Linked DNA regions of Mus musculus: region 2 is linked to region 1. A link is a contact called in ENCODE Hi-C or POLR2A ChIA-PET data. All regions are on one chromosome and are shown on one strand. The core of a region is the stretch at or near the end of the contact, and the rest is flanking DNA. Distances in the headings are between cores, read along the strand shown.

What was found. A loop is a pair of places that touch in the nucleus more often than their neighbours do. ChIA-PET counts read pairs that join two places held with the same protein, here RNA polymerase II (POLR2A).
Region 2: a map of v-Abl transformed pro-B cells shows a loop between it and region 1 (2.0-fold over the local background). The contact joins the promoter of Tnpo3 here to the promoter of Irf5 in region 1. A Hi-C loop is called at or near these places in 1 of 37 maps with a recorded cell type or tissue (v-Abl transformed pro-B cells). POLR2A ChIA-PET finds 5 or more read pairs at or near these places in 1 of 5 experiments (embryonic stem cell).

The regions. Positions count from the first base shown.
Region 1 is chr6:29,523,675-29,528,791 of GRCm38, forward strand. Irf5 (interferon regulatory factor 5) reads left to right here and starts at 2,951. Exons shown (of 9, transcript NM_012057.4): 1 at 2,951-3,100. Gm26627 (a long non-coding RNA gene) reads left to right here. Exons shown (of 3, transcript XR_868831.3): 3 at 203-1,030.
Region 2 is chr6:29,607,172-29,612,288 of GRCm38, forward strand. Tnpo3 (transportin 3) reads right to left here and starts at 2,678. Exons shown (of 23, transcript NM_177296.5): 1 at 2,195-2,678. The coding sequence starts at 2,314.

The DNA.
Region 1 (5,117 bases), core at 1,701-4,200:
GGTCATAACACTACTGGAACATTCCAAGCCAGGGAGCCACATCAATCTCTGCTCTGGCTCTCCACTGAATTCAGGCAAAGCTGCCTGTGTGGTGCCCCTCAAAGCTCACCCAGTCCTGCTACCTGAAAGGTGTTGAGCCTCATTGTCTCGCCCCACAGACTGGAAACTCCAGCACAGGGAGTTTGTCTTTCTATCCTGGCAGGGGCTTCGGTGAGCATCTGACATCGTCCATGTGTGACAGGGATGGGACCATCTCACTTCAGGGATGGAAAGCTGGCTCCAGCACAGGAGGCGTGTCATGTCTCACAATTCCTGGGATTTGATGCCCCATTGGACTCACAACCTGATGTCACACTCGCAAGTTCCCAGACAAACAGGCCAGTCCAGAGAACCTGCAAAGCCCAGGCCAGAGAAAATGGGGTTGGGCAACAACGGCAGCTGGCATTTCTCAGGCCCTGTCTAAAGTGGGCTGGCCTCGAGATGACTGGAGTGTGCTTAGCTTCTCCTTAAGTCACTGTCATTTACACTGGGTTTCTTTCGGTTCCCTCTTCCTCTAACTCTCTCTGTGCCTTTACTTGGACCATGGCTTTGCCCAAAGCCAACAAAGTTACTTCTTATCACAAGCTCATCTGTGACAGCGTCATACCACTGGTGGGGGAGTCACCGGACCTCCTGATGCCCTCCTAGGACTATGGAGTCTTTCTGCACCCTGTTGGGCCCCCCTGAATGAGCAGGGGGAACTGAGATTAATTTTAAGCATCAGAGTGGGGCCTCACTTCCCTTTTGCCCGTGACAGTGCACAGGAGCCTAGGGGACTCTTCGTTCTTGGAATAGCTGGAGTTCTGTTCACTGAATGAGCACTACCCCTTTCCTTCCTCCAGAAACAGGTCTCTGGCTCAGGGCAGTTTTTGGCTAAGGGGCTCCTTGTCAGGGAAGACAGGATCTGAATGGAGCAGAATCTTTTCGGAGCCCCGTTTATCTTATGGCCTGCCGCTGAGTTTAGGCCTCAGCTGCCCCAGTGCAGACATGCGCCACTGTGACTGGATCCACCCAGAGTTTTAATTTTAAAAATGTGAAACAGAAGGACACATGGCTCAGTGATAGAGTGCCTAGCATATATGAGAGGGTAATATATTCAGCAGATACAAATAATATATTTCCATTTTATATTCAGCTACAGTGAAAGGAGGGGGAGATATATAGAGAGAAGGAAAACAAAAACAAACCCACTGGATTCTCTCTGCTCATTGAAGTCTAATCCAGACATCCCTGGGAAGGCAGCAGAGGTTAAGGAAGAAGCCACAATTCTAATTAATTAATACCACGGTATCTGTCAGCAATCTAAGGCTTTAAATGTAGAGGGTAAACAGTATGTCTACAATGTATATATTTTACTTGCTAGCTAAAGTGAACAATGGGGTGTGTGTGTGGGGGGGGGGGGGGTAAACAAGATGGCTGGCAAGCCTGACAGCCTTAGTTCAGTCCCTGGGCCAGGCATATGAAGGAGAGAACTGGCTGAAGTTGTCCTCTGACATACTCATGCTTATGTGTACCCACAGATGTACACACAAAATAAATGTAATAACATTTTAATTTAACAATTCATTCAGAATATTTGTGTATTAAAAATATCTCTAGGACCGAAGAGATAGCTTGGTAGTTAAGAGCATCTGCTGTTCTTGCAGTAGACCTGGATTCAGATCTCAGCACCCACACCCCCTCGCTCACAACAGTCTCTAACTCCAGTTCCAGAGAATCCAGCGCCCTCTTCTGGTCTCTGCAGGAACTGCATGTTCACGATGCACATGCATGCTGACAAAATACTCATATACATAAAAAATAAAATAAATCACTAAAAAGAATTAAGATGGTAAACATTTAAAATATATGTGCTTATATCTTTAGTTAAGCTGCCTGCGATGCTACACCAAATCTCAGCTACTCAAGGCATCTGAGCCAGGAAAATCGTTTGATTCCTGGAGTTGGAGACCAGCACCGGCAACACAACTTTTTACCCTTAAAAGAGTTAAAACCCAAGAAACAAATACAATAACCCTTTAGAATTATGACAGGGCAGAGAAGGCAGGCACTTAGTAGCACAGTGCTTGCTTAGAATGTGCAAGGTCCTGGGTTCCATTATCAGTAAAATACAAATATAAAAATAAAAATTACTATAGATCATGAACCATGCAAGACAGGGTTGGTTCCCAACTAAGCTGAATTTCAGTGGAAATTAGACGTTAAAATCATATGGAAAAATCAAACGGAAAGACTCTGGAAGTCGTCTCCACCCCTCCTCCAAACCAATCAACAAATTACACCAAAACACAACAAACCAAAAGCTGACTCAAGGAAGGGGTAGACCTTCCTGGAAAAAACACTTAGACTATCAAATAATATGATGCTGACCCAAAAGTTGAAGAGTGAGAATCAGCGAATAATGTTCCTACATGAACAGGATGTGTGGAAGTTGAGGCCAGCATCGACTCGGACAGGAAGGCCCGTTTATGGAACCGGGAGGTCGGGGTGGGGGTGGGAACCCGCTCAAAGGGCAAACCCAAACCACGGTGAAGGTAAGGGCAAAAGAAGAGGTGGGCTTGTCAGTCACATGGTGAGTTGGAGCGGTCCGGAGGGCCAGTGTTAAGGCTGAGGAGACAGAGTGGCCCAAGGTATGTTGAAAGGGAGCTCTCAGGGGTCTCCCAATGCCCTGGAGTGTGGCTCCATCGACGCCCGCGCGCAGCGGATCTCCAGCTCCAGGCGGGCGCGGACTAGGTGAGGACAGGCTACAGGGTATCTGGGGACTGGGTGATGGATGACTCTGTCTCCCCGGATTCCCAAAGGAGCCCGGCGAGGGGCGCCGAGCTGTCTGCGGTCTCGCGGAGGCCCCGGGCTTCCCCGCGGTGGGCGGTGGATGGGTAGGGGCCCGGGGCGCGGGGTGGTGGCGAGGGGCGGGGCGGGGCGCTGCCCCGGGCGGGGGCGGCGCGATGCGGAAGTGCGGGGCGGGCTGGGCGACCCGCGGGCGGTGCAGCTCGGCGAGAGCTCAGCTCGGCCGCAGCGCCAGGCCGGGGCTCCAGGCTCCCCGCGGGCGCACAGCAAACAGGTAGGTCCCGGGGCTGTGGGCTGTGTTGGGCTCCTCGCCCCGAGGGCGGTGGGAACAGCCCCGGGCTTCAGCCAAGCCACGGCTCCGACCCACGGCGACCTGCACGCCCCGGGCACCTGCCAACGGGGCCAGCGGGGTCGGGATCCCGCTCCTCCGCGGTGGGCGATGATCGAAGGCGGCGCCGGGCCAGCGCGAATGGCTCCAAGGCGCTCCGCACCAGGCCAGCTCGGAGTGCCGGGCTCCGGCCGCCAACGTTCGCATGCTCGGGGAAAGTCCCAAGGGCCCAGTGGACATCCCCACTGCGCCTCGCCAGGGTCAAGGATGCCAAGCGCCCTGTCACAGTCTGGCGGGGACCAGGGAGGAGCGAGTTTCCGACCCCGACCCTGTCGGCACACAGCTCGTCTCTCCTCCCCGGCCACACCTCACTTTTTCGACTAAAGAGGTTGAGGTGTCAAGCAGCGATCCCTCCCAAGGATCTTAAAGCCAAGGACAGGAATCTGTGGGAATAGAGTTTGAGGGGAGACGTTGTCAAATAGAGGCTCTGCTCCTTGACTCGTAGCTCAAAAGGGGACGACGATTTATTCTTAGCTGTTGAGAAGAATCGGGGCGGGGGCTGATTAATGCTTGGTCTAGTTTCTTGACGGCCTGCCCCTAAACTTAAGAAGTAACAACTTAGAATCTGAACGTGAAGGGAAAGTGTAGTTGGGCCGAAACGCAGGCGGAGAGATGTCCCGGGCCAGTATTCGCCCTCGGTGCAGATGTCTCCCAGACTCCAGGTGTCTCTCGAACCTCCAGAGGACCCAGAGCGGGTACCTAGTAGCAGGGGTGGAAGTGGGGGCTTTCTTGGCCTCCTCCTGGCATAGCAAGGCGGACACGTCCCGGTCCAGAGGAGCGGACCAGGAACGGACACTAAGCCAGTAACCCCGCGATGACTCCAGGGGCTGACCCAGGTTCCTTCCCACCCCCACCCCCCTTCCCTCCGCGTTATGCCCCGGGTGGAGTCTGCCGGGATGATCAGGAGGGAACGACCTGGCCTGAACTCCAAAGTGAGGATAAGTGATCAGGACCAGAAAGGATGTGGACGGGGCTGACGGAGGCTGGAGAGGCTAAAAGCCTCGCATGAGGACCTGTGTGATACAGTACAGCATTCGCCCTCTCTACTCCCTAAGCTCCTGGCTAAAGTCTAGGAAAGAGATAGGTAGGAGACCACTCCTATTAACTAAAAGTCCTTCGGGGGTTTTCCCTTGAACTCTGGCCTTCCCCCAGCCTGCCCCTGGGAGGAAGCCGGGAGAGGGTTCTTCCTGCCGCACCTGCTGCCCCAGAATCTCAGCCTGTGTGCACTCTGAAGGGGCAGGGCCCCGGGTGTGTCGCTCACCTGGAGAGGGCGGGATTTATGCTCATGCCTACTGCAGGTAACCCCTGGATGTTGCCTTGAACTGGGTGTGGGGTTTAGAACGGGACAATTCGAGAGACAGGAGGGGTTCGAAGCTCTGCCTTTATTCCTTCCGTTATGGCAGCTTCTCCCCACCAGCTCCGGAGTTCTCAGTGATCTGACTGCCCAGGCAGCCTCTCCTGGGACTTCATGACCTTGGGGTGAGCTATGGGGACTCTCCATCGCAGTCGGGATTCAAGGGCTGCTTCCATGCCCCATCACATGTGGGATACTTCCTGAGGTCTGACATGGAAGATGGTGGGGGCTCTGTTCGTTTCTCCTTTTTAGGGCTCATAGCCAGACATCTCAGTCTGCGTTGTGTGTCAGCACTGCTCTTATTCAAAACCTCCAGACCCAGGAGCGGGCAGTCATGTTTAGACGCTGCAATTGTGAACTGGCAGGCAGGATCTGACTTAGATCTAAGCCTTTTTTGTTGGGCAGGAGGGAGCTTCTGTGGGGTAGATGCTGAACTTGGTCCTGCTCAGGGCGAGGCTCCTGTGCATCTAGCTGCAGGTGGTGCCTTCTGCCCCTAGATGAACACACCCTCCTCTCATGGCCCTGGCTTGCTGTGGGGATCATTTCTCT
Region 2 (5,117 bases), core at 1,428-3,927, 83 kb after region 1:
GGACATGTTACATTATCAGCATGAGTATACTATGTGGTCAGCACAGGCTTGTTTGCTTGTTTCCAATTACCAACATCTAGTTACTTAGAGGCTATATTGTGAGTTAAAGGCCAGCCTAGAGAACTTAAAAAGTTTTTTTTATCAAAATAAAAATAAAAAGGATGGGAATAGAGCTTAGAGATTAACAATTTGCACAACATGTGTGAGGCCTTAGGTTCAATCCCTAGTATCTCTCATTAAAAAAAACAAAAACAAACAAACAACAACCAAAAAAAAAAAAAGAAAAAAAGAAAATTCTCCCAACTAATTATTCTGTCAAGTTGGTCATCTCTTCCTGTTGAGATTCTACAATGAATAGACACACAGAATAATTGGAACTAAAGGAGAGGAAGGTGAGTAACTCAATCCTAACATACTTTAAGCTCTATGCTGAAGAATGTCTCTCAGCTCTGGACATGTTACATTATCAGCATGAGTATACTATGCGGTCACCACAGATTCATTTGCTTGTTTCCAATTACCAACATCTAGAACTTGTTTGTCCATGATAGGTTCTCCAGTACTGATTTAAAACACAATCAGTAGATACAGCAAAGAAGAGCTCACCTAGTAGGTTACTTATATGTTAGAAAACTGTATGAGGGGCTGGTGAGATGGCTCAGCGGTTAAGAACACCGACTGCTCTTCCAAAGGTCCTGAGTTCAAATCCCAGCAACCACATGGTGGCTCACAACCATCCATAACAAAAATCTGATGCCCTCTTCTGGTGTGCCTGAAGACAGCTACAGCATATACACATATAATAAATAAATAAATCCTTTAAAAAAAATAGAAAACTGTATGAAGAACTGTAGAGAACTGTAACTCCCTCGTCTGCAGAACTAAAAGCTACAGGAGGCCTACACGGGGAGCCTACACTGAACCTTTTTTTTCCTCCTCCATTTAGCCCTAATTGTCCTGGAACTCTGTAGACCAGGCTGTTCTGGAACTCAGAGATTAGCCTGCCTCTGCTGAGATTTAATCTCAGCTGAGATTAAAGTCGAGTGCTTCCACACCCAGCAAAATTTTATTTGTCTTCCCACAATATAAACAAGAACTTGAGTGTCACATTTACATGCAACCATCAGAGTTAAAGTGGCAAATATTTTTTTTTAATTATGTACTTGCAACCTAGGGGCTTATTTAAGAAGATACAGCACCATTAAACATCAGTTATGAGTTAAACAGAAAAGGGAGAGCAAGCATTTCATGTTTGTGAGTATAAAATGAAATAATGAATAAAGGGTGAAGAGAGAGAGAGAGAGCTAGAGATGTAGGCAGGACTGGATCCCCAGCACCAAACACAAGGAAAAGAAAAAGAAAGTAGGTACTTAGTCTGTTAAGAGGCTCCTTAGTTTTCAAAGAATTTCACAGTTCATAGACTAAAACCTAAACACTGTCAGCAAAATCACAAGCTATTAAAATTCATAAAAAATAAAAACATAGCAAAGGTGAGTGTGAAAAATCATGGAAGAAAATACAAAGTGTGAGTCAAAAAATGAAAAAACATGAGCCCAAAAATTTAACATGTGGAAATACGATAGATACAACACACACTCCACCACATGCTCACAAAAATATGGACTAATTAATATAGCTATGATAGCCATCTTACAAATAAAAACGTACAGGCAGAAGAAATACAGTAGGAATCTGATATAAAACAAAAGAACTACAAAGATTTCCTGAAACCATAACTAATTTTTCTTTATATTACGTTGCACTCCAATGAGAGGAGAAAATTTGTACGAACACGAATCTAGAAGCCTGAGAAATTTCGAGAATAACACGAATGAAAATCGGCAAGGGACACTGAGGGGTGAGTAAGGCTGCCAAAGGGAAGGTATTGCCAGATGCAACTCTTGAATACGGAAGGTGTACCAAAAGCACTTAAAGGAGAGCCAGACCACAAGCGAGACGTACAGAACTACAAAACGGATTCCACAGACGAGGGAAAGGGCCCGTTCGTGACCAATCAGTTGCCACTGGTTTCCGAAAGGCAGCACATCTGTGGCTGCTCAGCCCCACCCCGCGGCACCAGCTCCTTCGGAAAGAGGATCTCCCACTGCCAAGCGCTCCACTCAAGCGGAGAACCATCCCATCCCACTCGGCCCTGGTCCCGCGCGGCTCAGAACGGACTCTCCCCGAACCTCACCGAACGCTGCAGCTCCCCAAGCCAAAACGAGGCGCGCTCCTTTCCGCTGGGATCCGGGTCGTGGTAAAGCGCTTGCACCGCCTGGTACACGAGCTGCAAGGTTGGCTTGGCTCCCTCCATGCTGGCGGGAGCGGCGGCGATGACAGCAAAGAGCCCGATACTCCTCCCTAGGCTTCCGCTTGCTCTGCCTTCAAGCGTCCTCACTGTCTCGGCCACAGCCGCTCCCTGACTGGCGCCATCTCCTCCTTTCTGGCCGTTACCAGGGAAGGGGGGTTCCTCGTGGAAGTTGCCCCCTCGGAAACAGCGGAGAGGTCGCTTTCAGGTTCCTGCCTCCTTTTTGTCTTGTCTTCCCGCCAGAATCGCAGACTCTCGAGTCCGGACACGGGTTCTGGCTTCTGCACCTCCCGCCTTGCTCGCAGAGGCCTACCTCCGCATGACACGAACCACGCAGCGAGCCGAAGCAGGGCTTCCCCGGGCCGGAAGTGGCCGTCCGTAGACTTTGGCACACTTCCGCCTGGTGCACCACAAACTGCCTCCTTCCCGGCACGCCTCCTCTTGTTTCCCCCGCCTCCTCCCGGAAGTGACCCTGCCGGACTAGGAGAACCAAGGGGAAGTAGGCACAAGGTAGTCAGTCTCCTAGGTGCGTAAGTCTTTATTTGAGCTTCAAGTCTGGCTACTCTTAACGTTCCTGACCAAATCTTATCTCGTCAGCAAGGAATCCAAAGTCTTTCCTCCCGGTTCCTACTTCTTCACCCGTCTCCAAGGAGTGTTTAAGAAACATCAGTTCAGCCGGGCGTGGTGGCGCACGCCTTTAATCCCAGCACTCGGGAGGCAGAGGCAGGCGGATTTTTGAGTTCGAGGCCAGCCTGGTCTACAGAGTTCCAGAACAGCCAGGGCTACACAGAGAAACCCTGTCTCAAAAAAAAAAAAAAAAAGAAAGAAAGAGAGAGAGAGAGAGAGAAAGAAAGAAAGGAAGAGAGCCTGTAATCTCAGCTCTTGGAAGTTAGCCACAACACCATCAGGAGGAATTCAAGACCAGCCTCTAATACGTGGAACTCTGTCTCTTTAAAAAAAAAAACCAAAAAAAAAAAAAAAAAAAACAGCCAAGCGGTGATGGCAGACAGGTTTAATCCCAGCACTCTGGAGTCAGAGGCAGGCCTAACTCTTGAGTTTGGACCAGCCTAGTCTACAGAGCAAGTTCCTGGACAGCCAGGAATACACAAAGAGACCTTGTCTCAGAAAATAATTAACAAATAAATAAATAAATGACAAACAAAATCAACTGTCTAGCAATCCTCAGTTAACATGCCAGTTTCCCAATATTGCTGCTTCACTAAAAATAACTGTTAGTATCTAATGAAGGCTGACCATGTGTAATGTAATGTAATGTAGTGAAAGATTAACAACCTTCCAAAATAAGTCCTTTTTTAATGAAATAGTTTTGGTTTGCTTATTTGTTTGTTTGTTTGTTTGTTTGTTTCGAGACAGGGTTTCTCTGTGTAGAGGGCCCTGGCTGTTCTGGAACTCACTCTGTAGACCAGGCTGGCCTCGAACTCAGAAATCCGACTGCCTCTGCCTCCCGAGTGCTGGGATTAAAGGCGTGCGCCACCACGCCCAGCTCTAATGAAATAGTTTTAAAGACTTATTTTTATGTGTATGAGTGTTTTGCCTACATATTTATGCATGTGCAACTTGGTCCTGGAGGAGTTACCGTGTGAGCTGCTATATAGATCCTGAGAATTGAGTGTGGGTTCTCTACAAGATCAGTGAGTGTGTCAACTCTCCAGCTCCTAAACCTCATTTTAAAAGATGAGAATTTAAAGCTGTTCATGCTGGACCATATTTATAATCCCAGCACTTGGGAGGCAGAGACAGGAGGGTTGCTGCATATTTGAGGCCAGCCTGGGGTTCTTTGTGTGGTTCTGGTTGTCCAGAAACTCTGCCTTCTGGGTTCTGGGATTAAAGGCATGTACCTCCACTGCCCAACTAGTCACAAGAATTCTTTTTTTTTTTTTTTTTTTTGTGGTTTTTCGAGACAAGGTTTCTCTGTGTAGCCCTGGCTGTCCTGGGACACACTCTGTAGACCAAGGTGGCCTTGAACTCAGAAATCTGCCTACCTCTGCCTCCCAAGTGCTGGGATTAAAGGTGTGCACAATCACTGCCTGGCAACCACAAGAATTCTTAAATGAAAGCTGGAATTTGAGCTGGGAGCCCTGGAGGTTGTGGGGTGAAGGGTGAAACATGCATTTAATCCCAGTACTTAGGAAACAGAGGCAGGCAGAGCTTATATGCAGAATGAAGTCAGCCTGGTCTACAGAGTGACTTCCAGGACAGTCAAGGCTTTACAGAGAAACCCTGTCTCAAAAGCAAGCAAGCAAACAAACAAAAAACAAAGACAAGCAAAAAAGTTAATACTATAAAACTCTTGGATGAAAACAGGTATACAGTTATGACTTTGGATCAGGCAATGACTTCTTAGCTATGCTACTAAAACCAGTCAAAAAAGAAAAAGGTCACTGGAATTCATCAAAACTAAAAACTTTAAGGAGTCAGAGAGATGGCACTACAGTTAAGAGCATGTATTGCTCTCACAGAGGACCTAAGCTTGCTTCCCAGAACTCATGTGATAATGTACAAGCATCAGTAACTTGTAAAAGTAACTTTGTTTTTTGAGACAAGGTTTCTCTGTGTAGCCCTGGCTGTCCTGGAACTCACTCTGTAGACCAGGCTGGCCTCGAACTCAGAAATCCGCCTGCCTCTGCCTCCCAAGTGCTGGGATTAAAGGCGTGTGCCACATGCCTGGCAAAAGTAACTTTTATTAGCCATATGTAATTGTCAGCTTGGAGGCTTACTACTAAATAAACTCACTCTTTCTAGTCCTTTCTGAACTCTGGCTGGCTGGTTCAACTCCACTGTTCTGGCT